2 separate regions of the Mus musculus genome follow, and region 1 is linked to region 2. A link is a loop called in an ENCODE intact Hi-C map of the cell type or tissue named here. Cell type or tissue: left cerebral cortex. All regions are shown on one strand. Each heading gives the region's core, and the rest is flanking DNA. Links, peaks and the distances in the headings are about the cores only. Region 1 has its middle 37 kb from the start of Gm35482. Region 2 has its middle 13 kb from the start of Gm25261.

Region 1 (15,680 bases), core at 7,619-11,618, 140 kb after region 2:
AGTATAAATAAATAAATAAATAAATCGAAAATTTTTTTCATAGCCCAACCCAGATTTAGACCCTGATGTTGTTTTTTCCAATCCACCTGTATGGATTATATAATCCAGGAATAGAAATCTGTAGGGGTAAAATTAGCAATTTGTATCCATATTTTATTTCTCCCCGATCTTTTTAATAAGCACTTTAACAATGTGACTGTCTGGATGGAATTTTCCTGTTTAGTGGCCCACCATATTCTCATACCAAAGCCACTTTACCAGTCCCCATGGTCAGGTGGATACATGGTATGACCCTGTGCTCAAACCTCTGTCGTCTCTACCTCTGGTCATTTTCTGAAGGAAGTTGGCCTTAGGGTCAAGGGGCACAGACATCTGCATTCTTTAGACTCTATGTGTGGCAAGCCATCCCTGTGGGAAGCTGGCTTGGCCCCTCCCTTGAGGTGTCTACATGGAGTCTCTCACTCCAGCATCATCCTGACCCTTTGCTGATCTGCCCTTGGGAAATACACCAGGGAAGCTGATACGCAGATAAATAGTTGTATTTATCTGTAGGCACTTTAAAAAGTCAACATAATTACTCAAGTTCCATTAAGTTTAATTTGCAGCCAATCTCACATCTAACAGGAAATAGACAGGGTGTTGAGTGGAGTGGAAGAGGCAGGCTGGCTCTTAAGAATCAGAGAGCAATCGATGGCCTGGCTGGGTAGGCAAAACTGGGCCTCCAGAGGATGGCACTCTGCATCTTCTAAAACAACAACAACAACAACAAACTTTAGAGGCAGGCAGATCTCTTTGAGTCGGAGGTCAGCCTGATTTACAGGGCAAGTTCCAGGACAGCCAAGACTGTACAGAGAAACCCTGTCTTGAAAACAAAACAAAACAAAAACTCTTTTACTTGAATTTAATAAATTTAATGTGCATAAATAGAAATAGGACATAGAAGAGTTGAATGGCTTTATAAAAACGTGACTTTAAGATGTATTTCTATTTTAAATTATGTGTAGGTGTGCATGCCTGCGTTTCCATGAATGACGCATACCAGGAGGACAGAAGACTGATACACCAGGCTGGAGTTACAGACAGTTGTGAGCCACTTGACATAGATGCTGGGAACTGAACTAGGGTCCTCTGGAAGAGCAGCAAATGTGTTTAACTCCTGAGCTCTCTCTTCAGCCTCTTCCCCATGGCTTTTTGAGATCCAGTTCCACGTAGCCCAGGCTGACTTCAAACTCTCTATGTAGCACAGTGTGACTTTGAGCTTCTGGTCCTCCTATCTCCTCCTCTTCCTCCTCTTCCTCTTCTTCATCCTCATCCTCCCCTTCCTCTCCCTCCTCCTCTCCCTCCTCCTCCTGAGAGCTGGGACCACAGGTATGTACCACACGCCCAGCTTATACAGCACACTCTGCAGACTGAGCTCAAGTGCGGTTTCATGGGTGTGGATGGTCAAAAGGTGTTTAAGCTAAAAGGAATTCAAGATTATTTTTCCATGACGATTGTGATTAATGCCGTTGTGCTTTAAGAAGTTCTGACTGCACCCAAAATGATGGAGAGTCACATGACCCCCTTCCTGTCCTAGTTTCATGCTTAGATCAGCTGTTCCGCCTCAAATTGATCTGTGCAGGTGTGTGGGAATGTGTCTAGAATCATTTCCCTGGGACCACTCGGGTGGTGGAGCAGTTTGTTGAAAAGGACAGAGCATGCGTGCGGATTCTTTGGGTCTCTGTCTTCTGTTCTGTAGACCAAATGTCAATTCTTACTTTGTCTTTGCTGCTATGATTTCACCATCCTGAATCAGCTGCTGTAGATCTCCCAAGTTCTGTTGAAAAATTATTTAGCGAAAAATTATTCTGTTTAATAAAATAATTTTAACTAGCATGTTTTCTCTCCACTCCAAATTGGGGTTTTTGTTTTTGTTTTTACTCAGTATTTTGCCTCCCACAAACTAGGTGTCTTGTTAATTTTCCATTGTGATAAAATACCCTGGCCCCCACCCCCCCCCAAAAAAAACAACTTAAGAAGAGGGCTTGTTGGACTCACACTTCCAGCGGGGCACAGCCTGAGATGCTGAGAAGAAGGACAACAGGTGGGGAAGGAACTGCACAGGAGCAAGAGGCTGGTCCCCACTCAGGAGTAGGAAGTGACCAGCAAGTAGAACCCCTACACAGTTTCAAGCCACGCCCCAGGGACCCACCCCTCCATTTAGGCTCCCAGGTTCCACAACCTTCCAAAAGGGTCACCTGCTGGTGACCAAGCATCCAAACATGCTGTGGGAGGGTGCATACCAGACAAGTGTCCTGCCCCTGAGCTACAGCCCCAGACCTTTGTAACTTAAAATTCTTTCACATCTATTCATTTGGAATGTGTGTACGTGTGCATATATGTGTGCACGCACTGTGTATGCATGTGTGTGACAGGTGTGTGTGTAAGGTGTGTATGTGTGTGTGGCAGGTGTGTGTATGTGTGTGTGTGACAGGTGTGTATGTGTGCCAGTTCTGTGTGTAAAATGTGTATGTGTGTGTGGTAGGTGTGTGTATGTGTGTGTGTGTGAGACAGGTGTGTATGTGTGCCAGTTCTGTGTGTAAGGTGTGTACGTGTGTATGTCTGTGTATGTCCAAGGCAGGGTTGCGGAGTCTGGGGGTGCACATAGAAGCTAGGAGACAATTTGAGGGACTTGGTTTCCTTCTCCCATGCAGGTCCTCAGGTTGCCTCAGGAGGAAGCAAGCTCCTTTGCCTGCTGAGCCATCTTGCTGGATGCCTTTGTTCAGTGAGACAGGATCCTACTGTGAATCCAGGCCGAATCATCCTTCTACCTCAAATAACATGGGTTTTGAGGCTAAAAAATTTTTTCTTTTAAAAATACTTTTACTTTTGGTGTTTTTTCCCTGACCCCTCCACCTTATTCCAGGTCCCCATCCCCAACCCCAACCCCCACTGCAAGAGGCTGGTGTCATTAAAAGACCAGATCACACCTCAGTTGCCCACAGCCCGTTTCTTCCCACTCCTTACAGTCTTGTTAATAAAAGAATTTAGAAGCAGAAAATAAACAAGTGAAAATATTTTACACTTTATTATTAGCCTAGAGTGGGAGCCAACATTCTACCCTTGTACAGGGACAGCATAAATATAAATACTTCAGGCTTCAAAGATTATTCTCTCTCTCTCTCTCTCTCTCTCTCTCTCTCTCTCTCTCTCTCTCTCTCTCTCTCTCTCCTTCCCTCTCTACTTTCCATTACTGTAACAAAGTATTTGAGATAGCCAAGTAATGAAGAAGGAAGCTTTATTTACATCAATTTGGGAAGGTTTCGGTCCATGGTTGGCTGGCATCATTGCTTTGGGCTTGTGGTGATCCAACGCACCGTGGATTGGGAATACGATGTAGTTAAAACCCTTATCCTAGGGCAGGATCCAAAAAAGAAACCAAAGGAAAGACACCAGGGTCCCCCAAGCCCCTCCCAGGATACACACCAGTGACCTGACAGCTCCCACCAGGCCCCGTCTCTCACAGGTTCACCACTGCCCTTTGGGGAAGGATATACTGGGAGCTGAGCCTTCAAAATACGGCCTTCTAAGGAACATTCCAGATCTAATGCAAAGAGAAATCTGTGAAAAACAAGCTTTGGCTGTATCTAATAAAAATGCACTCCCAAACTCGGACACTGGATTTTGTACAATTTCATGTATCACAAAGTATTACATTCTGGATGTTGGCCCAGATTGGACTCATAGGTCATAGTACAGCCTTAGGCAGAGCAAAGCCAATCCATTTCTGATGACTCCATTCTCACAGAAGTTCATTACACCCACCCGTGATGCTACAGAGCTAGAGCTATAGAGCTGGTTAAAGCCCCTGATATAAAGCTCCCTCCACCCCCTCCTCAGTGAATGGCTGCCAGTGGTCCACAGGGCTGGGCAGATCTTTCTCACATGAAGCTGAAACCAACCTGTGTCCATGACCGTGCAGTCTGTCATCTTGGCACACATTACCACTCCCCTGGCCAAAGAAACCTGGCCAAGCTTGTGGCCAGCAGGGCTGGGAGAGCCAGATCCTCACACAGGCTCAACTCTAGGAGAGTTATTCTAGCTACCAGGCTAGACCACCACTGGTAATGAATGCTGCTCTTTAATGCTACCGTGGAGACGCGCCCCATCCTTAATCTGCTGCAGTGTTCTTAGGAGAGAAAATGTTTGCTCCAGGAACTCCCAAGGCCTTTGGAAACTGCAAGATCAACACTAACTGCCAAGGCAGCTCCAGCCTTAACCTCCCCTGCCCAGCCCAGGCTGGGGGCTCAGAGAGGTAGCTCTGTGGGGCACTTGTCTGGAGCTCTGGAACCCTGGGTCCTGTTTCCAGCCTCTTCTGGCCTAGAGAGACAGTAGGTGGAGAGAAAGAAAGAGAAGGGGGGCATCCCATTAGAGGATGTTGCAAAAAAATATCCTGAGTACAGGGTTCCTTTCTACCTTAGACCATTTACTTCCCAAATGAAAGACACACACAGCCTTATATATTTCAATATGCCTTAAACAGCACGGCTGGGCAGCTGCCTACTTTCCATGCTGTTAGAATCTACTTTCCCGTTGATAACCCCAAATTCTCACTTACTATTTGCTATGTTCCATCTTGGCTGCTTTAAACCCAATTGGGCAGCCCTCTTGCCACGTTCTCTTCGCCCAGAGGCCATGGTGACTCTTCTTGCTTCTCTGTCCCATGGCTGCTCTCTCCTCTCTCTCTTCCTTTTAGGTCCCAAGCCTGGGAAACCTAGACTCTGCCTATGTCTCTTCTCCCCAGTTCTTGGCTGCTGGCATTTTTATTTACCAATCGGAATTGACAGGGGGTTGGGTCCAAATCTTGGAGGCCAGCACTTAGCACTACAATAAAAGGTAGATGACAAAACTTCAACAGAGACCGTCCTCACTCCTCACCTCTGGGAGCTGAGCTCTCCTTAGAGAACTGAGCACAGGGACCAGACTAGGGCTAGTGAGTCTGGGTTACACCCTTAACCTCACTACTTAGAGTTTCTGCATGGCAGTTCCTGGAAGGATGCCCTGTTCCAAGGTTGGGGTTGGTGGTGCGTATCTTTGCTTCTTACCAAGAGAGCAGCACACCTTTGGCTGGAGTCCAGAACTCTCCCTAAGCCAGGATCCTAAGCCAGCTCCTGGTCAGGTTAGCAGGAATACTACTTGTTTCAGTTTCTTGGTCTTACTTTTGTTTTGTGTTGTTTTGATTTGTTTTTTAAAATTCTGTGCTTATGTGTGTGGGTTTGTCCACATGAATCCAGTGAACTACAGAGGCTAAAGGGGGACGTTAAACCCCCTGGAACTGGAATCACAGGCAGTCGTGAGTCATCCAGCATGGGTGGTGGCAACCAAGCATGGGTTCTCTGTGAGCATGGTACAAATTCTCACCTCTAATTTAAACCAAATTCTGGCTGTTTGCAGAGAGATGACCTTTGCCTCCATCCAGTCTCCTGAGACTCCTCCGGCTTTCTTGTTCCCAATCACATTCATTGGGTAAAGTGATTTCTTTTATCTGGGGAGAGCAGGCACTGAGAAGGTGGGGTGTCAGAGACCTGGTGACTGGGTCAGTAGAAGGGGCCATTGATGCCCCAGGCCTTCTCTGCTGCCACCTCTACTTCTTGCTCCCTTACTAAGTCAATGTCTGTCTGCCTGTCTCAACAGTACCTCAGAATCTGTCTTTTTTATCCTGTCCCCACTTTCTTGTTTTGGACTCCTGTGGTTCTAACCATACAGGGGGGCTAGCTATACCCTCTCTCTGCAAGGGGAGCTACCCAGAGAGCATGCATTAACTAACTACATGGAAAGATCATGTGACACACACCAAGCCACCTTCCAGGGCTGCTGGGACGGAGAGAAAAGCCTTACAACTCTGTATGCCCTAAGTTTGGTCAGGCTGAACCTGGAGTCTGAGCAGCAACTCCCTCAAATGGAGAGCAGCTGGAAGGCCTAATCATTCTTGGCCCTCTCCACAATCCAGACCGGCCCTCTCCTCCCTCCCCGAAGACCTGTTACAGAGAATCTCTGGCCCAGACATCTGTTACTTCTTAGGTTCTGGTCCAGTTCAGCACTGCTACCATCTGCTTCCCAGCAGCAGGTCCCTAGTTTCCAGACCTGACCTCTTGACCTCTCTGACCTCTGACCCTGACTACATAATCCTTACCCAGTGGCAGGCACTGTCTTCACACCTCAAACACTGGCATGCCTTGACCACCAGGACGCAAGCTCTTTGCCCCCCTCATAGGCTCCACAGAGCCCTCCCATAGCTCTCACACTCACACCAGACCCAGCAGAGACCACAGGGCCCCTGTGACCTGGCTGTGGGGCCTCAGCCTGTGTGTTTCACCTTTTAGCATCAATCTTGCAAGCCTACCGGAGTCCTGACTCCGTGCCACCCCCTTCCCAGGCTCTTCTGCCCCACCCAGCCCTCTACACAGGTTTGTTCCAGCCCAGGGCTTTTGTTGAGCACACTCTGTGCCCAGCCTTGGGCTGTGGCTTAAAATGACTGCCTTACTCAGCACTCCCAGTGACCCTGGGGTAACTGTCCCATCCTGTAGTTAGGCAACCAGGATTCAAAGACCAAAGCAGGCATCCAGAACACTTGGTCAGGATGTGGCACAGATGGGATAAGAACCCAGGGCAACTGTATAATATCACCTGCTTTCCACCCACCTGCCCAGGTGAAGGATCCCTTCCAGTCTAGGTTATGAGCTCTCTAAGGTTCTCACCCTAGTGGCTGCCAGATTGGAGCCCAGCACATGTCACACAGTTTGCCAAGGTCTGCAAACTGAGGAGTAGGGACAGCATAGTGGCTGCCGGGACCCTCCCTCCTCTGCCTGTCGCTCCTACCACTTGATCCCTCAGTAAGCAAAGCCTTTAAACCAAAAACAATTTTACACTTCATTTGAGTTAATCATGGAAGCTCTTTCTAGAAGCCATCTCCCCCTAATTGTCTGCAGAAAAGCAAGTGCCTGCCTAGCAACCCCACCTCTGTCACAGAGCCCTGGAGCCACAGAAGGTGGTGACAGGTAGGAGGGGCTGCAAACCAGAAGCTAAAGACTGTCCAGCTGTGTGCCCACCGACCTGGGTGCTGCAGTACAGCAGGCAGCACCAATGGCTCGGTCTCCCCAAAACACACCACACGAAAGGGAAAAGACCACATTTAAACAAATCACCAAGCCAGGAGTGCCAATGAAGACCTATAATCCTACTCAAGGAGCTGAGGCAGGAGGATCCTGTGTTTAAGACCTGCCTGGGCCACAGGATGAATTCAAGACCAGCATGGACAACTTAGTGAAACTCTATCTCACTAAGGAATAAGCAAGTACATAAATAAACAAGAAGTTTCATCAAGAACCATCAAGTTAGTCTTGAACTGTAAACAAAGACATCATCACAGGACCCCATTTTAACCTAAAATTATTCTTGTAAAGGCCTCATCTCTGAATTCAGAGTGAGCTACTTGGGGTATAAGAGCAGTCTGGAATGCCAGTCAAAGACAGCATATGCCTAGGGGCTCAGTTGGTAGAGTATTTGTCTAGGTTGCATGAGACCCTAGATTCAATCCCCAGCACTATGTAAACTGTGAATGGTGGTGCATGCCTGTAATCCCAGCACTTGGGGGTGGGGTAGAGGCAGGGGGATCCTAAATTCAAGGTCATCCCCAGCCACACACCAAGTTTGAGACCAGCCTGCAACACATGAGACCTTGTCTCAAAAAAAAAAAAAAAAAAAAAAAGATGAGATTGGGTGATATGGCCACAGACTGTCTCACAAAAGAAATGAAAAGCATATACCCTGAAGAACTGAGCACATTGCCCCATGTCACACGTATGGGAGATTCACAGACACTGTACTCACTGTAGTCAAAAATGACAGCCTGGAGCCTGTCTTTGTAGAGAACAGAAGATACATTGTGGAGATTGACCTGGACCAGCAAGGCCTTCTTCAGTGACAGGTTCCTGAGAAAGAGGACCAGGAGATGAAAAGAAAAGAGAAGATAGGAAAGCTGGGGTCAGGAGGTCTCGCACAAGCTATGTCTTATGCCAAGAATGTTTATCAGAAAGTACAGTTTTCAGTGGGAAAAAATGGACAGAGTTGGCAGAAAGTGATCATATAACAGGACAAAGTCAGCGGGAAGCTACTTAAGCAGCATGCACAAAGGGACCACAGGGTATCTCAAGTGCACCACAGACCACGAGACCACAGACCACGTGTTAAGAGACCTTCAGATTGTTAACCCCAATCTCTCCTGGGGAAGAAGCCGGATCCTTAGAATTCAAGCCCACAGCACCCCCAAAGCCCCTGGCCCCGGGGTTTTACTGGTCCTTCCAAGCACACTCCTAGCTTTTGAAAAGGAGTTGTGTTCCTTCATTCATCAGGGCCTAGGGAAAGCCTTGGATTAGCCTGGCTCCCACCAGAAGACAATGAATGGAACAGAATGGCATGTGCAAGCCCACCCCAGAAGATGGGTATGAGTACCATCAACACAGTCCACAGGAAGAAAACAAGGCATCATGTTCTTTACAGTTCAAGTAATATGAGCTGGCCTGAAATGATAGAAGCTGGAATCTTGAGTCCCTCTCAGAGTGACAAAGCAGCTTTCGGGGGCGGGGGGGGGGGACCATACTGAAGCTGGATCAGAGAGTTGGCTGCATGGGGATGATGAACATGCAGCTGGCTCCTAGTTGTCCTGGTTTGGGTGTGCAGTTGGTCAAGTCAAAGCTCTCTCTGTTACTTCCTTGTGGATCTGTGGTCAATGAGCTGTCCACTGCTGCTGGGCCTTCTGTGATGGTGTCATGACATGTCGGTTAGTTGTCATGGGAACTCCCAACTCTCCACTATCAGATTATCTTGGGATCATTCCCACCTCTGTAAGTTCATCATGATGGAGAGAGTTAAAGCATTTAAGGGTGTCGAGAGTCTCTGTCTCATGCTTGCATTTGCTCTTGTTGCCTGGGGTACATCTATCAGCCAGCCAAGGTAGAGGAGGTAGATTTCCCATGCTTGGTGGAAGGAACTGGGTCCCACATCCTCGAGTACAGACTCATAGAGGGAGAGATCTGAGGGCATGGCAGACACATGTGAGAGTTCTGCATCACACCTTACATGGTTACACTCTAACATCTAAAATGCAACAAACAACAATTATGGAAGGCAGTTGGGTCAGACGATGACAAATGGGTTGAATCCTGGTGGTTCCCAGCTTTCCATATATTCTATTCCAACCAACAGTTGGGTGAGCACAGGACAACCAATGGATTGAGTCGTGAGGAGATGACTGGGGAACTGGGCTAAACAGAGGGTGGAGACATAACTTGTCCTGGACTCTGCTGTCGCTTGCTGCTGGGTTTTTAGCACCTCGGACAGCTCCCTGCCATAGCTTGCTGCTGTGTTTCAGAACCTCGGACAGTTTCCTGGGTGTTCTTTTCACAACCCTTCCTTTCCCTGGTTCCTTGATTTCTGGAGAGAATTCTCTGGTTAAATGCAGTTCACCCTTGCTGCCAGAAATGAGGGTATAGACTCTGGGACCTTAGGAAATCAAGAATTTTCTAGCACGAAGTCTTTCCTGCCCCATACAAGCTGTTCAGGGACAGACAGTCCTCAAGAGAATGTATTTATAGATCACTTGGCAAATCCGATGAAATGATAAAACAATAAAGTAGAATTATATAACAAAGTTAATCAAACTAATTTAAAATTTAAAAGATACCAGACTAGGTGGGTTTCGCTGGCCTTCTTTATGGCTTAGAGATGAGCAGAGCAAGGTGTAGTAGGCAGCTGGAAACTGAGACCCATCTTCTTCTGACGTCTTGCTCCATGTTTGCTTGCATATTGTCAGTACCCCCATCCACTGGGACTGGCCCATTGGTACACTGTGCCTCCCACACTGCTTCAGATACCTACCATTGCTTGGTCGCCTTTACTGTTACAGCCCTTCTCTTTTGGGGCTTGCTCACCCTCAGGAGAAAAAAAAAATTTTTGGCCATTTCATTTGGCTCATTCACTGAAGAAAGGATTCATGAGTTAATAGCTCCAGCCATGGCTGGATTCTTCCTAGAGAATCAAATGCATCTTTCCTGAACATGGATTTTCTGGATTTATCCTGTGTTGGCAGCATCACAGACCATCTATAGGAGGAAAACAGCCGCAGGACTGTCTGCTTGCACCACCAAGGCCACAGGCCCCTTTCCTGGAAGTGTGAGCATGCTGCTGCTATAACTCTCACTGAGCTCACATGCATATACTTTACACACTCACAGGCACTCTTACATGAGCTTATGTTTTCACTTACATTTGCACTCAGACACCCTCCCCCCAAAAAACCATATTTGCCTGTGCTCACAAAACATTCATGTGAGTTCACATCTCTATCCCACGCCTACACTCAAACACTCATGTATGTATTCATAAGCACATGTGTGCAGATGGGCATGGGCGAACATGGGTGTTCTCATAGATCCTGAGTCCACATACAATCACTCACACACCTATGCTCTCACTCTTGCACTAAATCCTGACTCACACTTATATGACCACACACTCTCACATGAGCACATCAGACCCACAAGTACATGGGTACAAAGACACATGGCACTCACAAACACAGCTGACCTTGAGCAATCACTCACTCAGTACCACCTCTCCCCCAGCAGCCACAATCCTTAGGTCCTGCCCCATCCCGCCCTCTCCTGGGAGTGAACCCTAGCATCCCTGGGAGTGAACTGAAACCTTAGCCCCAGCTCCCATCTCCTCCTCACTCCCTGCTCCCCACCCCCCTGCACTCTCCCTTTTCTTGCTCTCTCCTTTTCTCTGCAGTCCCTCGCCCCCACCCCCATCTCCTGGCTTGTACATCCCGCTCCACCTTCCACAGCTAATTAAATGATAGCATGGAATGTTTCTCATTTGCGTTTGGCTCTGAAGCACACCGGAGCGTGTGCTCATTAGGTGGCCCTGCAGAGGATGAGCTGTGCAGGGCTGGGAGCGCCAATTGCCATTCGCAGCCCATCCTGGAAGCCATTAAGTATTCACCGGAAAGAATCAGAACCCAGAACCCGAATTCCTGGGTTAGAAGGGTAAGTGTAGGCAGGAGGGCCACACCTGAGGACAGTCCTAGACTGTCCCAGGTTCTGTGCTGTAGCTAGGGCAGGAGGGAAGAGGTATCCTTGGTCACAAATGACCCCTGTCACTGACAACAGAGCTTTGGGTGTCAAAAATTCCCATCAGCTCTAGCTAGAGTCTGACTAAAGCTCTTAGCCCAGAACTCCTGGGGTGCCAGGTGCAGGGATCTCATTTGTCCTACAAGAAAACCACAGCTGTTGGCCAGTGGAGTCGCTGGGGAGTGCAGAGCAGAGCTCTCCAGGTGTGTGCTGCTGGGATTGGTCAGAAACTCCTGAGAGCCACCCCAACATCACTGATAGCCTCAGCCAGTGTTTGTATCCTCATCTTGGGGCCTAATGGTAGCCCTTGGGGCCATGATGCAAAAACAGGTACCAGAGGCTTCTAGGTACCAAAGGAGGAGGTCAGAAAGGAAGTTGAGAGTAGACCTAGAGCACAGATGCTGCTGTCAACCCCTGTGAGGTGCTGGGTGGCAAACTGATGACTACATCCAGTCCTCACAGCAGCCAGGGGTAAGGCTGTCATCCCCAATTTACAGATACAGAAAGTGAGGCTCAGAGATGCATGTAAGACTTTGAACCACCAAGGATCAGACCTGAAGTCCGTGTCCCCCCCCCCCCCGCCCCACTGCCCCTGCTTTGAGGAGCAAAGTCAGCTCCCACCCAGCACTTACCAGTGTTAATTTACCCCCGCAGCCTCAGTGTTCTAGCCATTGCCTGGAGCCTCCTGTGGCCCTCTCTTCTAGAACCTCGCAAAGAGTCTGACAGAGGCACGTTCCTCGGTATGTTTTACAGACAAGAAAACTGAGTCAGGTCACTTCTTCAAGCGCAGAGTCAGCACCAGGCAGAGGTTGGGCTCCACAGCCAGGGCTCGGAGCCACCCTCAGCTTCCCTTTTGAGCTCACTGCCTGCCCTTCTAGTCTTATGGGAAGTGCCTGGGAAAGGGAGGCACAATCATTCATTACCAGAACGCCACCTGCTCACCGCCCTGTAGCCAGCTGTGCACTGTGCCCCCTACCCAGTCCTGATAACAGCATTTTCAATTATTATAATTATCACCTGAAAAATTGGGTCCTGGCACAGATAATAAAAGTGAAAGTCAGCCCCTCCCCCCATCGCTCCTGACAGCTCTCCATCTGCTGGTGAGTCTTGTAGCCCACCTGAAAACAGGGCTGGTGAAGAGGGTGTTCCCACAGAGGGAAGACTTAGGGTCAAATGGATGTATGATACCCTGAGGGTGAGGAGTGCGTGTCATTGAACATGAGTGTCTATGAGGGTGCATGACTTTGTATACACATAAGCATGAGTACATGTTTCAGCATGTGTATGTGTGAATGTGTGTCTGTATGTGACATGTGTGTATGTGCATTGGATACATGTGAATGAGCATGTGTGTCTAGACATGCATGTAAGCACATATTCATGTGTGTGTGTCCATATGGGTACGTATGTGTATGCATGTATTTCTGTACATGGGTGTGTGCTTATATATGAGTGTGTCTGTGTGTATCTATATGAATGTATATGTGTGAGCGTCATGGATATGTATGAGCATTTGCCTGCACATGACTATAGGTGTGTTGATCTGTACCTGAGTATGTGCATGTGTGAGCATGTATGTGCATCTGCATGTGAGTGTGTACATAAATGTGTATGTCGGTATATGTGTGTCTATTCTTGAGTGTGTGAGCATGTATTTTTGTATACATGTGTGTATTTGTGCATGAGTGTGTGAACCTATATGTGTATTTCAAGCATTTCTAGACATAAGTCTGTTTGTCTCTGAATGTATGTGCATGAGTATGTGGGTAAGCACGTGTGAAACATGAATGTGTGTATGTGTGCATACATGTTCTAACTCAGGACAGCTGTGATATGTGTACATACATTTTCTAACTCAGGACAGCTGTGATATGTGTGCATACATGTTCTAACTCAGGACAGCTGTGATTTTCTGCCAGAAACTGAACCTGGTAGTCGCTCAGGTGCTAAATATCAGAAGCCATGCAGCAGGTACATTTCTTCTAGATGAGCTGTCCCTCCTCCCACCTATAAGCCCCTCCTCAGCAGTCCTTCCACCCCCGAAGTCCTCTGCCTCCTCAATCCTCCCTTCATTGGCCCACACTTGAACTTCCAGAACCAGGGGCACTCCTTCCAGCCTGCGTGCTAACAGACCGCAGCCCAGGGTTCACCCGAGGAAGCCTGCAGCTGGGCCTGGTCAAGCAGCTAACAGGCTGTGGCTGCCTCATCTGCGGAGCTGGAGGGCAGAAGAGTGGGAAGGAGGAAGAGGACCGGGGAAGCCTGGCCAGGCTGGAAGGGAGGCAGGCACGGCTCTCACAGTGTAGGGTGTTCACACCAGAAGAGTTCCATTCCATTTCCTCAACAACTGAGGCCTAAAATAGGGCAATGAACCCCTGAAACTCACACCAACGTTAGCAGAGTGGAAACATCCAAACCACCAAGCTGAGAAATAAAGTGGTTATCTTAAAGGAAAGCAAGCTGGTGAGTTTTCGCTGACAAAAAATTTTTTTAAAAAGTAGGCGAGAAGAAGCGACCACCGCTGCCTTCAGACCCTAACTAATCTGAAAACCTGGTACTCATGAGGATAGTGGGGGATGGGTGCTTCTCTCCTCCCGCTCTGGTCCAGTCTGGTGTCTGCAGTGTCTCCTGCTGGGTCCTCTTCTGCCCCTAGCTTTCCCCATTGCCTCAGCAGTCACTGTGACGATGTGAACGTCCTACGGCATGTCTGTCTGCTCCAAACTCTGTCTGTCCCGTGGATTCCTTCTGCACCGAGGATAATCCCAGAGTCCCCATCACGGCCCAGCCATTGCCTCTTTTCCTAAACAACCCCCACATACCTTCACTAGTCTGTGGGCTTCCTGTCATTTCTAAATGGTTCCAAGGTCTTCAAGTTCACCATTCCAAACTGGAACACTTTCCCCTTGCCCTTGCCCTTGACCCTTGACCCTTGACCCTTGACCCTTGATCCTTGACTCTTGACCTGTGTCTGGCAGCTCTACCTCATGCAGAATCTCTGCCTGGTGTCAACTCTATGCAAACCCCAGAGGCTCCTCACAGCTCCTCACTGCCCTTGCCTGGTTGATTTCCTGCCCGTCATTCCTCTGAGAGTTTCAGAAGTCATCCGGCTTATTGGCTCATTGTCATGTCTGTCATGGGTCTCTCTCCACTCCCCATGAAGACACTCACTTCTTTGGGACTGTGATCTTGCCTTGCTGTGTTCTTACTGCTGGCACAGACCTCAGGCAGAACTGGTGAGCCCCTTTCGTGTTCTCTGGCCTGGTGGCAGAAGGCAGGGACCTTGACCTCAGCCTCCTGGTCTATATAACAAGAGGCATTGTGGGCAGATCCCTGCTGCTGCTCATCTCCTCCTTGGATGAGGGGCAGGGCCTGGTGCCCAGAGATTGCCCTACCTCTGTGGGAATCCCCTGCCTCAGTGGGAATCCTCCTTTCTTTGACTCCATCCCTCTGTGTCTCTCCTTGTCACCTTGGTCCTTGATCCTGCCATCATCTTGCTCCAACAGCAACTTGGCTAATTTCTTGGGCCCATGAACCGCCCAATGGGGAGGCTGGGAGGGTGGCCGCTTCTGCTCCATCACTCGTCCTAATGCATCGTCTGACACTTTCAATTTATTTTTCAATTCCTTCACCATCAGAAATGACGATTAAATTCCCAGCGTAAATGCTGCTTTACCAAACTGAATTAATCACAGTGAGGAGGGGCAGGCTCTACAGCCCAGCTGAGACGCAGGCAAGACCCACATGTTTTTATTGGGGTGGGGGACGGGCTCCAGGTCCTCTCTGGACAACCCATGTGAAACCTCACTGGAGGTCACCCAGTACACAGACCTCTGCCATCTTCAGCCTCATTCTCTTCCGGGTCTGACTAAGGGAGGAGGCAGCCCAGGGTCATTGCTTGTCAGAGCAGACCCACAGGCATAGGCCAGGCTTTTTCTGACCCACCCATGCCCTGCCACACATGTGGGAGTGTAGTCCCAGACTTGATACCTTTTTGATTGCATGTGTGGGGCCAGGGCTCCCTTAGACTCAGCACTAAGTACCCAGTGATCTCAGAAGGACCCAAGGGGCAGCCTCATATCCCACCTTCATCAAGGCCACAGCAGGGCCATGCTACTCCCCACCAGCAGCCAAGTTCCACCTTTCTCTCCTTCTACCCTTCCTTTCCACCCCAGCCACACCCAGCCCCTCCCTGACCTCTATGTTCGCTCCCTTTTCTCCCCATGCTGACACTTAGCCGACTCATCCCCAGTAGCCTGGGCTCAGCTGCCAACACTCCCCAGCTCCAGGATCCAACCCCTGCTCTCCTGAAGCTTCTGGTCCCAGGCTGGTGTCTCCCACCACCACCACCACCACCCAACCTCCTCATACTTCAAGTTTCCTACCTTGACACCCCTCACCGAGAACTTTCCTGCCCCCTCTAAATTAGATTCTCCCTCTCAACCCATTTCCTCTCCTCAGAGCACTTAACAAGTGTTAAGACTGCACACTAATTCCTGAGTTTGTTTAATAGGCTCC
Region 2 (15,680 bases), core at 4,292-8,291:
GAGAGTCTGTCTCTGCAGAGTCCTAGATTCGTATAGGTGCCCTTCTCTGGAGGCTGGGAGAGCAGACAGCTCATAGCTGACTCCAGGCTCATTAGAGATGTCTGCTCGTCGTTCATCACCCTCAGAGGACAGCAGACACAATGCAGGATTCAGACCCTCACCTTAGCACCCACAGAACGTGGGACCTACACTGCCTTCCCCAGTATGTTGAGGGATTGTGGAACCTTGCTGGGCACCTCCCATTAGAGCTGCATTTCCTGTGCCGGAGACTCAGCGGTGACAGATGGGAAGGCTCCCTCCTTCACACACTGGAATCTCAATTGCACAGGCCACCTGAGTGTCACCTCCTGCCATGAGTGTATGCACATCTCCCCAGCTGCTGTGTGACAGGGTCATCTAGGTCTCCTAAAGGTCTCCTAAAGAGTGAAGGAAGAGGCTTCTGGAAGGAGAAAGAAGACTACACGTTCCTCTCTGCCCTTCCCACCCCTGCCTTCTGCCACTGCCTTCCTCTCCAGAGTCCTTGGAGCTACTGATTTCTTCCAGGCCATGCTGGCCCCTGGGTCCTGGGGCAGTCTGGTTGCTGTGTACACCTCAATAGAGACAGAGACACTAGTCCCTCCTCCTCATGACTGTCAGCTTGCCCTGATGCACTCATAGGCTCTGGAGCCAGATAGCAAGCAACACTGGGCAGTGTGCGTGGATACTGTGTCCACAGAGAGAAGCTTGTCACCCCCGGGCTCCACACCCTGAGAGCCTGAGGAAATGAGGAAAGCAAGTCACAGAGAAGTGTGCTCATCAATAGCATTGCTGCCATGCCCCACGAGAGGAATATCAACTTCTCAGCATCTCTGGTAGAGGGGACAGAAGGGGTATATGTGAGTGGATGTGCCAATGTTTCTAAGAACAAATACACACAGTCAATGCCTGAACCAAACCCACTTATAAATGAGTCTCTGGAGCAAGCTGGCAGTGCCTGGTCCATCTCAGAACCACCTAGCTGTGTAGAGCACATGGCTGCCCTGATGTTGCCTATCTCACACCACAGTGGCTTTGTAAACCCTTTTCAGGAAGCTGAAAACATCCATCCATCCTTCCATCCATCATCCATCCATCCTTTCACTCACCCTCTTGTTTCCTCATTCATTCATTCATTCATTCATTCATTCATTCCTACTGAGTGCTTGCCATATACCAGGTGCCCCTCTAATTTCCAAACACACAGTAGTAGCCATAATGCCTTTTTGAGACCCATGATTTCTTGAGGGAAATCTAAGATTCCCATCAGTCAAGCAGTGAGGATTCGGTGCAGGGCCATTGTGAACAGGGGTTCATGTTGGGTCATTCTGGACACTCCTGGGGACTTTTAGGCTGGGCTCACGTGTGCCAGGAAACTGACACTACGGCTTTACTCAGGATCTGTTTCCTTGGAGATGCAACCAGCGCCTTAATACATCACTCACAGCCTACAAGGATCCCATGGATGGGGGACTTTGGGGTCTGATAGAGGAATGTGAACCTCCAGCAAAAGGCAGGTTCTGCAGAGGCAGCCTGGCCCCTGCCTCCTCGTCCCTCAGGCACAGCTGAGCATGTTAAGCTTAACCGGTTTTGCAATTAAAGGATGCGGAGAACAGCTGTTGTAATTAATTTACAGAAACGCGTTGGGAGATGATATATCACGGTCCCACGGAGTCCTTACCTGAACCTAAGTTCAATCCCAGGAGGGCCGCTCCTCCCGAGAGAGAGTGTCAGGTTCTTGTGACGCATGTGGGCACACATGTGGAGGTCAGAGGTCAACTTTGTGAAGTCTGTTCTCTCCTGCCTCCTTTACATGGACTCCAGGGGCTGGACTGATTGATGTCTTCAGCATTGCAGAGGGAGTGCTTTATCCACTGAGCCATCCCACCCGCCTTTTGGTTGGTTTTCTTCATACTATAAACATCGATGATCCGGACTACATGCTGTATTTTATCATTAGTAACTGCCCAACATCTTTACCTGACCAACAGGCCATGAACTGGGAGACCACACTTGTCCAAACTATAGCTGACCTCTTGCTCAGTGAGAAATGGAGTGTGTAAGATGGCTGCAAACTAAAAAAAAAAAAAAAAAAAAAAAGCCGGGCATGGTGGCGCACGCCTTTAATCCCAGCACTCGGGAGGCAGAGGCAGGTGGATTTCTGAGTTCGAGGCCAGCCTGGTCTACAGTAAAGTGAGTTCCAGGACAGCCAGGGCTATACAGAGAAACCCTGTCTCGAAAAAACAAAAACAAAAACAAAAAGCAAACAAACAAAAAAAGATGGTTGCAAACTGCAGGAGCTCAGTGAGTGTCTATGTAAACTGGCTGCACACAGTAGGCACTCAGAAAATAAATGCCTGTGCAAGCAGACTGCACACAGCAAGTGACCAGTGAACTGTGTGGCTGTGTGAGGTGGGTGCACACAGTAGGCGCTTAGTGAATAAATGACTATCAGTTGGGTGCACATAGTAGGTGATCAGTGAATCAATGGCTGTGAGTTGGGTGCACATAGTAGGTGCCTGGTGAGCAGTAGACACAAGGGTAAGAATTCTGAGAAGTTTTCTGAGTCCTACACAGGCCTTAGGTGGCCCTCTGCCCTTCTCCTGCTCTCCCCACCCTCAGCACCCAGGTCTGTTTTGAGGGTGTTACTGCCAAATGTCCCACTTAGACAGCTCATTCCCAGGAGCTCTGTGCTCGGCAGTGCCTGAGCCTGATGCTGCCTGGCCTTCAGGCAATGTCCTTTGTGCTCAGTCCTAGGTGCCGGAACAAACCCTGATCAAGTCGTGACCCTTTTGGGGATCTTCTTGATGTCTTCTATAAGCCAAGGTCACACCCCTGAACCTGAGTGTCATTCTGCTTGACACATCCATCCTCCTGCCCACGTACCCCTCAGCCAGAGGTAAGTGCACTTATGCACAGCCAAGTCCTTAGTGTTGACAGCCTTTGGAAAGAGAAGTGCCCCCTTATCCAGGGAAGCACCCTGGCACCTTCACTTGCCTCCACTGCCCTGGTGTTGGGTCAGTCTGTCCTTACCTTGGCCATTTCTTGTCATGCCTGGATCCCTCTGGTCACATAGTAATGCTGAACCCAACACATTTGAGCTTAAATAAAGCACTCACTGTACCTGTAACCTACTCTTGAGTTGCTTGCCCCTGAGGAGGGCAATCCTTTCCTTACCCCCACCACACCCTTAAAGTCTCTGGGGGATCCCGGAAAGCCAAAGGTTTTATTACTCCTCACTCACCAGCAACCCCTGCCTCAGGGTCTGGGTTCCCACCGCTCCCTCCATCTGGAGGTGGTTGCCTCTGCATACTTGACTGGAATACTGGCTGGATGTCTGGGCAAGGTAGTAGCTGAAGTCCCCCACATCCCAGCCTCCCAATGGTGATGCTGGACTGTATGTTTTATGGCTTAAGATGGTGTTCTTCCTGATTTTATGTCAACTTGATACAGGCTGGAGTCATCAGAGAGGGGGCAATCCCAATTGAGGAATTACCTCCATAAGGCTGGGCTGTAGGTAACCTGGAAGGCATTTTCTTAATTAGTGATTAATGGGGGTGGGAGGGTGCCCACCCCATTTTGTATTGTGGGTGGGGTCATCTCTGGGCCGGTGGTGGAGCAAGCCTTGAGGAGCACCCAGTAAGCAGCACTTCTCCACAGCCTCTCTGCATCAGCTCCAGCCTTCAAGTCCCTGCCCTGTTTGAGTTCCTGTCCCGACTTCCTTCAGTGATAAACAGTGATCTGGAAGTGTAAGCCAAATAGTAAACTCTTTCCTCTTCCACTTGCTTTTGGTCATGGTGTCACATCACGGCAATAGAACGCCCAGCTTGGACAGAATGAAGGAGGAGTGTTGAAGATGGAGAGGGCTGAGTGGAGGAGATGTCCCGCTCTGGAGACTTTTCACACAAGGAGTCTCTGCTTCCAACAGGGAATATCATCAAATACAGGTGACTGCCTGCCACTTGTTGCTCTGAGAGGCTTATGACTGGCATGCAGCGAGCCTGGGAAGATGGAGGAGGGGCCAGAAGGGCTGTGCCTGCTGAGGCTTCCTCCTCAGGCAGGAAAAAGGGAAAGAGCAAGGTGGCTCTTCAAGAGGGTCTGAGAGGAGAGACCTGGGGTCTGAGAGGAGAGACCCGGCTCCTGTCAAACAACCACCTTCCCCTTTTTTTTGGGGGGAGAGGAAATGCGCCCCAGGGTTGTAGTCAGCGGGACGTCAGCAGGTGACAAAGGGCTCTTCTGACTCATGGGAGAGGACAGAGAAACCCAGAGGCAAGCATGGCTGTAAAAGGCCTACTGTTCTCTGGTGTCAATTGTATGCCCTCTTGCTGTCTCTCCTCCCTGTGTCAGACACACACATCATTCATCCTGAATCAGGCCATGATGTTAATTAAAGGTGGTTCTATTATGAAGAGATGCATTAGGCATCCTGTAATCAGCCCACAATAACGCAGGAGGAAGCCTGGGGTTCCTGTGAGTACAATAACCGTGCAGGCTTCCCAGGGGCTCCTCACAGCCTGCACTTAGAGAATGAGATATTATTCCATATGTGTGGACTTGCAAACCATTACAAATGAGTGAAAATTTTAAATTAATACACCGGGCCACAGTGAAGGTTAAACTCGGCCCTGGGTCAAGGAATCTATGAGAACTGAGACAGACTCTTACCATGAGGAAAATTCTAGAATGGAAAGGAAGCAGTAGTTATAGTAGCCATGCCCTGGGGTCATCTTTCAACTAGCTCACCTGGGGTTTGCACCTTCAGGGGAGAACACAAACTCACTTAGCTGTGTTGACCCAACTTCCACCCTGGTCATCTGGAGAGGTCACCGTCATGGAAGCCTATGCTGCCCCCCCCCAATCCTTAAACTGTCTTAGCATGGCATCCTGTGCCCTGGGGTGTGAACAGGACTCTCCCTCCTTCTGCCCACGCTGGAGGGTGCACTGAGTTCTGGAACTGTGTTCCCGCCAGGTCTGCAGGTTCGACTCTTTGCTGTTCTTCTACAGCCTCCGTGGTGTTTCTTCTGACTGGCTCACTCAGCTTTAAACACCAGGGGGAGCATGGTGTGGTGGCTCAGGCCTGTGTTCAGAGGCAGAGGCAAGTGGATCACCTCACGACCTAGAACAGCCTGGTTATGGAGTGTGAGTTCCAGGCCAGCCTGGGCTATAATGCCAGCCAGATTGGAAAAACAAACAAACAAACAAACAAACAAACAGTGGGCGTCACCTCCTCCAGGAAGCCTTTCTACATTATTCATCCCATTTTGTTTCTATTTTATTTTATTATTTTTGTTTTGTTTGTTTTTTTGTTTTCCTATAATCAGTCCACCTGGCCAATCTCAGAGAAGTTCACTGACTGAGTTCAAGACATTTACTGCGTGCTTCTTTGGAGCCAGCTGTCGGTTGACAGCAGCTCAGTGGATCTTGGCTGGACACATGTGTCCTGAGTTTCCCGTGGCTTCCGGCTGACCCTGGCTGCAAGGAGTGACCTAAGCTACAGCGGCTGACCTTGGCAGAGGTGACAGCATTCCTTGGCTCTATTCCTAGTGTCTCTTGTCCTCCAAAAGTCTGGACTAGGCATGTCCTCGCAGTGGTGGTTGTGACACAGGAGCCAGCCAGCCTGCCAGCCACACGGTGGCTTCACATCTGCTCTCTGTTCAAGCCTTGCAGGGAGCCCTGTGGCCTCAGTCAAGGCTGAAACCAGCCATCTTCCCACTGAGAAGCTGGACAGCAGAGTCCAGATGTGGAGGAAGGTGAGGACAGTCCTTGTGGCACTCAGCTAGATGAGTCCAAAACGTGGTGACATTTTAAGGGGCTTTATTGCCTTATTGTGGGCATTCAGGAAACCCTGTATGTACTTAACATACCAGACAGTTGAGTTTGACAAATGTCTGAAATCAGCATAGCTACATGGATAATAAATGTACCTAAACCACCTCCATTCAGTCTCTCTCCTCCCCCCCCCCCCTTCCTTCTCAACCTCTGGGCAGTTTGCTTTCCAGGGGGTAAAGAGGTGTGCACCGTGGCTTTATTTTGCATGTTAAAAAAATGGCTACAGATGTTGAATGTCTCTTGTCACCATCTTTCTTCCTTGCAGAAGTGTGTACTCAGAGAAAAGCCTTTACAGCCAACTTTTTAAAAAATTATTGTTGTCTTTAGAGGGCTCTTTGTATATTTTGGAGATTTAACATATGTAATTTATTAAATATGTACTTATTTTCTCCTAGGCTGTGGCTTGTCCTAGGTGAGGTTTTAAAACGCGCGGATTGACCCCTACCCTACCCCGTATCAGTAGTTATCAAGGGTGTCTCTGAGTGGCCAGTGCAGGCAGGAAGAGAGGCTGCTCCATTCTCCATAAGAACAAAGAAATGGCCAAAAATAACAAGACAGGCAACTTGAGAAGCCGCATTGAATCCATCTCCCTGTCGCGTGTGACCCTGATTTTATAGGGTTTTCTAGGAATCAAAGTCACAGTAGGGGTGTGAGTGGCGGGTGGGAAAGGAAATGGGTCCAGAAACTCCCCGCAAGCCCCACTGCCTCGTAGACCGGTCTTTGCTGGTCCAATGTCGCCCTCTAATGGCTACAGTCCCCAGCCAGCCTCGGCGCTCAATCCCTCTGGGCTCCACCAGGCACCGGAGGAGAAAGAAATGGCAGAGTCCACTTCAGTTCCAAACTTTCGAAGAATGATAGTATTTCCTTCACTGAGAAAATCTCTCGGTGGAAATGAATTGAAGCAAGAAAGCTCCAGGAGAGTCTGCTGCTGCATGCCTCGCACTGCACTCGTCCAAATGCAGCGGCTCAGAACAGACTCCAGCGCAGCGCTGCGGGGTCCACCCTGCAGTGTGTCAGCAGCAGGGCTCAGCCTGGAGCGCTGGGCACTGTACAGTGTGGCTTCGCATTCACGTGCTTGGGATTTCGGGATAGCTGGCCTCCGGCGCTTGGGGCTTGTTATTAAGCAGAATGTTCACCTGCGCACCTCAAACCCACTCCTGTCTGGCCATCCGCAAGCCCTGTATTTTCATCTGTGTCTGTCACCCAAGCCCAGCCAGCCCCCTTCATCGCCTTTGGAACCACAAAGAGGAGGCCACCCTGCTTCCCGCCTTCCAGAAGCGAGGGTGTGGTGCAGGAATCACAGCGTGGGAGTAGACAGATGTCTTAGCTGCCGAGATCCCTGCCTGGCATCTTCCTCAATCGGTCCTGCTTCTTGCTGCTAGGATATGACTTGAGCATGCTCACCTCAGATCTCTCTATCATCTCTTAAACATCAGTGTGCCCCACTTCCAGAGCTGTTTTCGGGGATACCCCCATGTCCTGCAGCTGAGCATTTCATCTGTGTTCACCTCAGCACATGCCTGACCCCAGGAAGCAGCTTGATGCACTCCCGGACACCTCCAACCGACCGACCTTAGACAGCTGTGACCCCACGTGGCTCAGGAGCTCAGCCCAAAGGCCACCGGTCCAGTCCCTGAAGACCTTAAAGCAAGCACATTGATTGTTCTGTGCCTCGGTTTCCCCATTTATGAACTCTTCCTATTGGCTTCTGGGTCGTGGCGGGCAGGGGAGTGTCTTGGGTGGGTGGAGCTTTTAGTCATAGAGTTCCCCTGCTGGGACTGTTCTTTGGAAACTGGAACTCGAAAATGAGGGACAGAATAAAGTCACCGCACCTGCTCGGGTGCACATTTTATTGAACAGCTACTCTGTGCTGGGCTCTTGGCTAACACTAGGGACATAGTGCCAGTCAAGCCAGAGGCTGTTTCTGCTTCCAGGAAACTCACACAGCCTAGGGCCTAAGACAAACAATAAACAAGTAAGTAATGAATTAATGGGGGCACAGACAAGAGAAGCAGACAGCCTTCCCGTGGGGGGTACAAAAGCTAAGTCCTCTAGACAAAGCAAGGCCTCTCATGGGAAGAAGGAACATCAGGCTAAGAGACCAGCATGCTCGGGAGCCTGGAAGTGAGAGGAACCATGGCTCACAGGGAGACCTGCAGGGAGAGCCTGGGGCCAGGAGAGTGCCAAAACCTAAGGTAAAGCTACAGCGGGTGGATGTGGTTGGGTAACACAGGGCCTTCAAAGACCCATCAGGTGCCTGGGCTCCATTCAAAGAGTAGATGCTTGCTTGGCATGCGGGGACAAAATGCTGGATAACCCTGGCTGGGGGCAGCAGTGCAAAAACACTTAGGCAAAACATTGGCCTTCCCAGTAGTCACATGATCACTGCATCCATTGCCAATCTGAGGACTCAAGGGAGGCTATCATCTCCCACCCACACTGAGGCCCGCAGACACACCAGAGAGACTCGCTCTGAAATCCCAGCCAATCAGACCCCACGTGTACACTCTGCTGTGAAGATGTGAAAGGGGCTTTCTTTTCAAAAATTAAATTAAAATTTATGTATGTGGGCATTTTGCCAGCCTGAATGTCTCTATACCGTGTGTGTGTGTGTGTGTGTGTGTGTGTGTGTGTGTGTGTGTGTGTTGTGTTAACCGCAGAAGCCAACAGAGGGCGTCAGATCCCTGGAACTGGAGTTACAGACAGCATGTGGGAGCAGCCATGTGGGTGCTGGGAATTGAACCAGATACAAGAGCCACAAGTGCTCTTAACTACAGAGCCATCTCTCCAGAGTGAGAGGCTTTCTTTTAAGGACAAAGTTTATTCATTTGTTTCGTGTCATGGGGAGGTGGGTGTGTGCTCCATGGTGCACTGTGGAGGTCAGAGGACAACTTGGGCTAGTTCTCCCCATCACCACGTGTGTCCTGGGGTTCAAACTTTGGTTCTCAGGCTCTGAATCAAGCCTTCATCTGTTGCATGGTCTCAGAGGCCCAAAGCTTTCTTAAGAAAGTGACTGTATCTGAGAGTAGGAGCAGAGGGGGAAGGCCTGGGTCCTAGGACAGCATGTCCCCTGTCCTGATGGATGGTCTTCAGCCAGAAGCACCGAGGCACAAGGTTCTAGTATCACCAACCTCAGTAAGGAGCTTGACCTCCCGACACGACAGAGGGACAACATGGTGGACATGTGGCTCCTGGCTTGTGAGGCTGGTATAGAAGTAGCCAGACTGTGCTGTGGCAATTCCCTGACAAACAGCACAGAGGTTTTTGGGGTTTTTTTTGGGGGGGGGTGGGTTTTTTGTTGTTATTTTATTTATTTATATTTCATATGCTATACCTCTTCCCTGTTTTCCCCAACACAGCCCCGTCAACCACCTATCCCCTCCCCCCTGCTTCTATAAGGGAGCCCACCCACCCACTCCCACCTTAGCATCCTAGCATTCCTCTATCCTGGGTCATTGAGCCTCCACAGGACCAAGGGCCTTCCCTACCATTGATACCCGACAAGGCCATCCTCTGCTACATGTGCAGCTGGAGCCATGGGTCCCTCTGAGTATACTCTTTGGTTGGTGGTTTAGTACCTGGGAGCTCTGGGGGGGTCTGGTTGGTTGATATTATTGTTCTTCCTATAGGGCTGCACACCCCTTCAGCTCCTTCAGTTCTCCCCCTAACTCCTCCATTGTGGTCCTCATGGTCTGTCCAGTGGTTGGCTGAGTGTAACTGTATCTGTATTGGTCAGGCTCTGGCGGAGCCTTGGAGGGGGACAGCCATACCAGGTTCTCATCAGCACAGACTTTTAAAGACAAACCTTTTTAAACAAGATTTTTTGGGGGCTGGGGGACACACACATTCTCTGTTGTGGGAGCAGATGGCTCCAGAATCAAAGGTCTCTTACGTAACCGCATCAGAGCGCAGCTGCCTGCCTGCTACACTGTAGTGCGGGCCTGTGGAGCCTTGAAGTTATGACAATTCCAGTCATGGTTGAGAGAGCCTAGGTGGCTGCACCACGTGTGTCACCACTCTTCCAGGAGAGAAAGGAAAACTGAGCCAACACAAAGAACGCCAGGATTGCATGGTGAAAGGCCTTGCTGGAGCCGTTGGCAACACTACACTGACAGATACAATCGCTTTCTCTTTCTCATGTCACTCGGAGTCTAGTGTGGGTTTCTTTCTGGGCTCCCATGTCCTGGCTCCAATCAGGACTGAGGTATGGCTGAGGCAGCCTGCAGGTGTGGGAAGCTGTGTTCTCCCTACCCACAGCTTCTGTCTGCCGTGTTCATTTTGAGTCTCCCTCCTCTCTCTCCTTCCCTCCCTATCCCTTCTTCCCTCCCTCCCTCCTTCACTTTCAGTTTTTGTTGCAACATGGTCATATATATCCCAGGCTAGCCCCACTATGTAGCACAGGATGACCTTTCATTCTTGATCCTCCTCCCTCTGCTTTCAAGTGTTGAGATTACAGACTTGTGCGCTGCCATACCTGACTCGGTGACAGTTTCCTTTAAAACAATTTTTTGGAGATTTTAGTTTTCTGGTTTTATGTGTATGGGTACTTGACCTGCGTGTGTGTCTGTGCACTGTGTGCGTGCAGTGCTTGTGGAGGCCAAAGAGGGCACTGGATCACCTGGAACTAGGGTTAGAGACTGCTGTGAGCCATCATGTCAGTGCTGGGACTCGAACGCAGGTCCTCTGCAAGAGCAGCCAGTGCTCCTATCCATGACTCCAGCTGCTCAGTGACACATCGTCGTTGCATGTGATGGGAACAGATGCAGCAGTGACCTCACATTTTGGAAGGTGTGAGTTTGGAGGTAGAACCCCTCTGGTGAGAGATGAGGAGGTCCTTGAGGCCTGAGTTTGATGCTAGGTTTAGGATCTCCTCCTTACTGAGGAGGCTGGGCCACACAGGGGGCTGAGCTCACAGTAGGTGGCATGCCTGCTGGGTTGGTACTTCTGCTGGCTGGTGGTGATGCTGGTGCTGATCCAGATGCGGATGCAGATGCTGATGCTCTGATGCTGATGCTGATGCAAGTGCTGCTGATTCTGACGCTGGTAATGAAGAATCTGATGCTGATCGTGCTGATGCTCCTGATGCTGATCCAGATGTTGATGCTGATCCAGATGTTGATGCTGATGCTGATGCTGCTGGTTCTGCTGATGCTGATGTCCCTTGCTTTTTCACCCTTGCTAAAAGGATCTCCTCACAGCAGTCCTCAGCCCAGCTCTCTGTGAACTTCTGAGAGTGAAGTGGTTTCAGCTGCTTGTCTCTCCTCTGTAGAATGTTGTCCAGGAAGGCCAGCCTGCTGTGAACGCTGCTACCTCTGCAAGGCCCTGAGCCCAGTGTGAACCACATGTCTGAAAAGCCTAGATCGATCATGCCCCGCACATCTCTGTCCTCCTCCGCACTGCACCGCCCTCAGTGGGTGATCACTGTTGTGTTCCTGTTGAGACCCTGCTGCGTTTACAGAAGAAGTAACTCCCTCTGCTGTGGGGAAATCTGTCCTGTTGAGACAGGTGCCCTGTGACCAGACAGCCCAGAAAGGTCCAGGGCCAGGAATCTGTTGGACAGTGATCACTGAATGTACCCATGGCTCTCTGGCGGGCCAGTTCCCAGTGGCTCAGCAGGTCTCATCACAGAGTATCAGGCGCGTACAGCTATAGGAATGGAGAGGAAGCAATTGGTTGGCTCAGAGACAAGCGTGTAATCTCGGTTCATCATTCCCTTTGCCCTTGGGTTGAAAGACACCATTCTGTTATGATTACTTAGCTGTGAGGATCCAAGACTGGCCTCACTGGTGTCCAGTCCAGGGAGAGACTGTGTAGAAATAAAGGCAGTTCAGACACAAATCCAGGTGAGATGGAAAGAGAAACAGCCGGAAGGCGGAACCAACCAGATGCGAGAGCAACAGTCTAGTCGGCTGCTCACTCACTAGTCAGGTACACGCTTGCCTGTACCCACCGGTGACATCTGCTCGAGGCCGCACATGGTCCAGTCTCCTGAGGTGTTTCTTTCTGGCTGGGTTGGTGTGTTATTTACTTTTTTAAATGCTGTGACACAATACTCCACGAAGGCAACCTTGGGTAGGAAGGTTTTTATTTCGGCTCCCAGTTTAGAGTATGACCCTCACAGCACAGGAGTTGTGGCAGCAGGATCCTGAGGCAGCTGGTCAGGTTGCATCTGAGGTCACGACACGGAGAGAGGTGAATGCTGGCGCTCAGAGCACATTTTCCTTTTCCGTCCAGGACCACAGCCCACGGAATGATGTCACCCACCTCTTCAGCAATACCCTTGTAGACACACCCGAAGACGTGTTTCCAAATAGCCATTCTATCCCCAGTCGTGTTAGCAATAAAGATTAACCATCGGTGAGGTGACAGAATGTATTTGAATATAAAGGAATGGACTCAAATGCAGCTGTTTACATGGAGGAAATGAGGGGCTCAGAGAAGTCATGTGATCCACCCACGGTCACACAGCTGCCCAGTCTCAGCTCTGTGTCACTGAGGCAGGAGCACTGTCTCCCATCCATCACTGTCCTGTCAGCAGTGGTGACCTCACACTCCTGCCTCCATGTCTCTCCCACGAGGACAGACTGTACCTTTAGACAAGAACCCAGGTAAACCCCTCCTTAGGTTGCTCGGACAGGTTCCTCACAGCAGTGAGAAAGCTGACTGAGGCTGGGCTGTTTCAGTCCTCCCCGGCAGTGCTCCTCGGCACTGAGTGAGATTCAGGTTCTTCTTAAATGGATTGAGGTTCTCTTAACACTCAAATCCTCCCCATGGAGCACCGACAGTGCCTGGCTTGGGCAGTCCGCACCAGCCTGGCTCTCCAGGAGAGATCTGGAAAACAGTACTGGACTCCCAGAGTCCCCAGAAGCTGCCTGCCACACTGCAGCTCACAATCATGAGGTATGTATGGGACAGGAAAACACCTACGCCCCATCAGTTGACCTTGTGGCAGGTATGTTAGGGTCATTGTCAGATAGCAATACTGGGAAAGCCAGGGTTCATATCAGGGGTCTGGGTCTGAATGTGGGCTGGGACCTACCCTGCAGGGTTCCTTCTCGTGCTGCTGAGGCTGCCAGACTTCCCTGGAAGCCTCCTGCCAAGGGGTCTGCAGCAGGAACAAAGTGAGCACCATTTATAACGGAAGCCACACACTTACACCCAACTAAAGAACTCGCTGGCAACAGGGGCTCCGTGTTCTGTTCCACAGATGAACCCAAGTCCCTGACCCTGAAGCAGGGCCTGAGCATGTTCAGAGCACCTCAGCCTTCCCCTTCCCAAGACCATCCTGGTGCAGGGTACTTCCAGAGAGCAAGGGAGGGATGGAGGGGAGCCTGGGGGAAGGGGAAGGTTCTCCCAGGAGGGAAGTGACCAGAGGAGACTCCCCACGGGAGTGGAACCTCTGAGCTAGCCACTGTAGTAACTGCACTTGAGCCAGTGGGATGGAAAGACCCTTACTCCCACCTTGGTCTCCCTAACTAAGGCCACCTGGGCTCAGTATACCCAGCTAACTGAAGCTTAAGTACAGGGATTGTGATCATGACATTGTTGTGAGCCCTTGGGAGAGCCACTGGGTCTCTCTGAGTGGTCTCTATGCTGGGGCCAAGTAGGAGCCAAATGCATGCACTTTTAGGAGAGGGAGGGCAGGAGAAAAAGTGGTGGGAGAGAGGAAGGGAGGGAGGGAGAGAGAGACAGAGGCAGAGAGACAGAGACTTGATTTCAGGTAACACAATACTCCATGTGGCAGGTGGGCTCAGTGACTTCACTGCAAACACTGCCCCTCAGTGACGCCCTGGCCTGAGTTGCAGGTACTGAGGAAAGCATCTGCCCTCAGGTCTCTTCAGACCTAGCTGGAAGGGTCAAGTGGCTCTAAAAGGCAGCTCAGAGCTACAAAGCTATTGGATCCCAGCATAAGGTCTATAGGGGGCTACAGTCTGGTCAAGTTGTCCTCTCTAGCCCTGTGGAATGTCACCCATGGGGTCAAGTGTATGACAGAGCCCAGGCAGAGCCCCTTCACAGTGCCAGCTCTTAGCCTAACGGCAGATCTGTCTGAGTTTTTGTCACCACCCTTTCCTGTCCCTACCCGAGTCTGAAGACCCAGAGGACCTCCCCTAGCCAGTGCCCTTCACTAGCTCTGCCCACCTCGTTCATTCCTCCTCCAGCTCAGCAAGGTCCTGTTGCCTCCCGCCTTCTTCATCACAATCGAGGCCCTAAGAGGCACAATGAAGCTTCACCAAACCTTTTAAGAACGATGTGTTTCCTGCTCACCCGTATTCTCACACTGGTATTCTGTATGCCAGCAATAGCAGGGTCAAGAGAAATGGAAGAAAAAGAGACATGAAACCAGGGTCTTCATTGAGATAAAGAGGGAGTGTTTGAGTGGAGTGTGAGTCTGTGGTGTTTCCTGTGGGCTGCTGACAGGGGAGAGGTTGACGAGCCTTTCTTATCTTTCTTGGAGCTTTCCATACAGAAGGATGCCAGCCCTGCTGCCACAGCCAGCAAGACGCACCCCTTCCTCATCAACTCAGTACAAGACACCTTTCCCATCAGCCAGGTGCAGCTCACCAGAGTAGGAGCCTACTGAAGTGTCCGTGGTCCGTCCCTACTGCATGGGAAGGAGTGTTGACGGGGTGGGGCAATGACAGTCCACTGAGATCCCAAGTCTCCAACTCTCCTCAGTTGTTGGAAACACCCTCTTCACAGCCAGAAATCCATGTGTAGGAGCTGAGCTACGTAGTAGTAGTAGAGATGGGGTGTGGCTCCATCGAGGTGGACATTTGACTCTCCCAATCATCCTGGGGTCCCAACACTGAACTGATGGCGACCTTTGTGGGGGTCATAGAAGAGAGAAGAGCTTTTCTTTCCCAGAATCCTATTCAACAGGAGACTCTCAGGCATGGCCCTACAGTCCTGGGCTGATGACTGGTGGCCAGCAGGGTTGATCCCTGAGTGGGCTGTAGTCTAATGACTTTATCAGGGCTGCAAGGGAAGTCCTGGTCCCCTCATTGCAGATGTGCCTCCAGCTTACCTGGGCCTCAAAACCTAGTGAGCAGGAGCCCCAGGCACTTCTGCTCCTTCCCATTCCCCACTCCTATCAAGGAGCCGTCCTCCCTTGTCCCTGAAGGCAGATCTGCCTGAGGCAGAGAGGGCTGCCCCAGAATACCTGGACAACCTTCTGGAGAATTCCAACCTAAAGGCTGCAGGTCTGAGCCCAGTGAACTGTGGCTGTCCCTCCCTCCTGGATGTCCTGTTCTTCCAGTTTGTCATTCAAACAACTGGGCTTCCTCAAGGGAGCCGGTGTTAGTGTCTTTGGCCCACAATGCACCTCTCTTTCTCAGGCTCCACATTTTTTTTTTATTCACTGTAGGACCCCACCCCACAGGATGCTGTAGCTCAACTTCAGAATAAGTCGTCTCTCCTTAATTAACCTCTCTGGAAATGCCCTCATAGATACGGGTGGAAGTGGGGTGGAGGTGTGACTCCTAAGCTAGCCAATTTGACAATGGGATAAACCATCTCAGGAGGATGGATACTCGGGTGCCTGCACAGGGCTCACATTCTCTTCTAGTCCATGACAGAGGCAGAGAAAATGGACCCAGAGTCAGGTGGAGAGAAGAAAGGAACTAAAAAAAAAAAAAAAAAAAAAAAAAAACCCTAGATGTGCACAAAGACTCAAAGTAATGGCTAGTAGCTCCACTGGCCCTCTGCTACAGGCTCCAGCACAGGGGCAGGAAAACAAAAGGGTTCGTTGGTTATCTGGAACGCCTGGGGCCTTAGGCTCCCAGGAGCTTCTAGTCCCCTACACTCCCTAAGCTAATGTATGGGCAGGAGGGAGGCAG

What was found. A loop is a pair of places that touch in the nucleus more often than their neighbours do. Peaks named below come from ENCODE experiments on the same cell type or tissue, not always from the same donor. Only the 100,000 strongest peaks of a DNase experiment are listed, where the experiment ranks them.
Region 1: a loop joins it to region 2, with 2.8 times the contacts of the local background. A loop is called at or near these places in 6 of 42 quality-filtered maps.

What each region holds. Positions count from the first base shown.
Region 1 is chr4:131,109,162-131,124,841 of GRCm38, reverse strand. No RefSeq gene overlaps it. Among named protein-coding and RNA genes, the nearest start is that of Gm35482, 37 kb to the right of the region's middle. In left cerebral cortex, for the core only: no CTCF peak of the experiment used is centred there; a DNase peak (open chromatin) is centred at 9,452.
Region 2 is chr4:131,244,280-131,259,959 of GRCm38, reverse strand. No RefSeq gene overlaps it. Among named protein-coding and RNA genes, the nearest start is that of Gm25261, 13 kb to the right of the region's middle. In left cerebral cortex, for the core only: CTCF peaks have their summits at 5,052 and 6,609 (motif pointing left); DNase peaks (open chromatin) are centred at 5,059, 5,576, 6,596 and 7,134; H3K4me3 peaks cover 517 bases.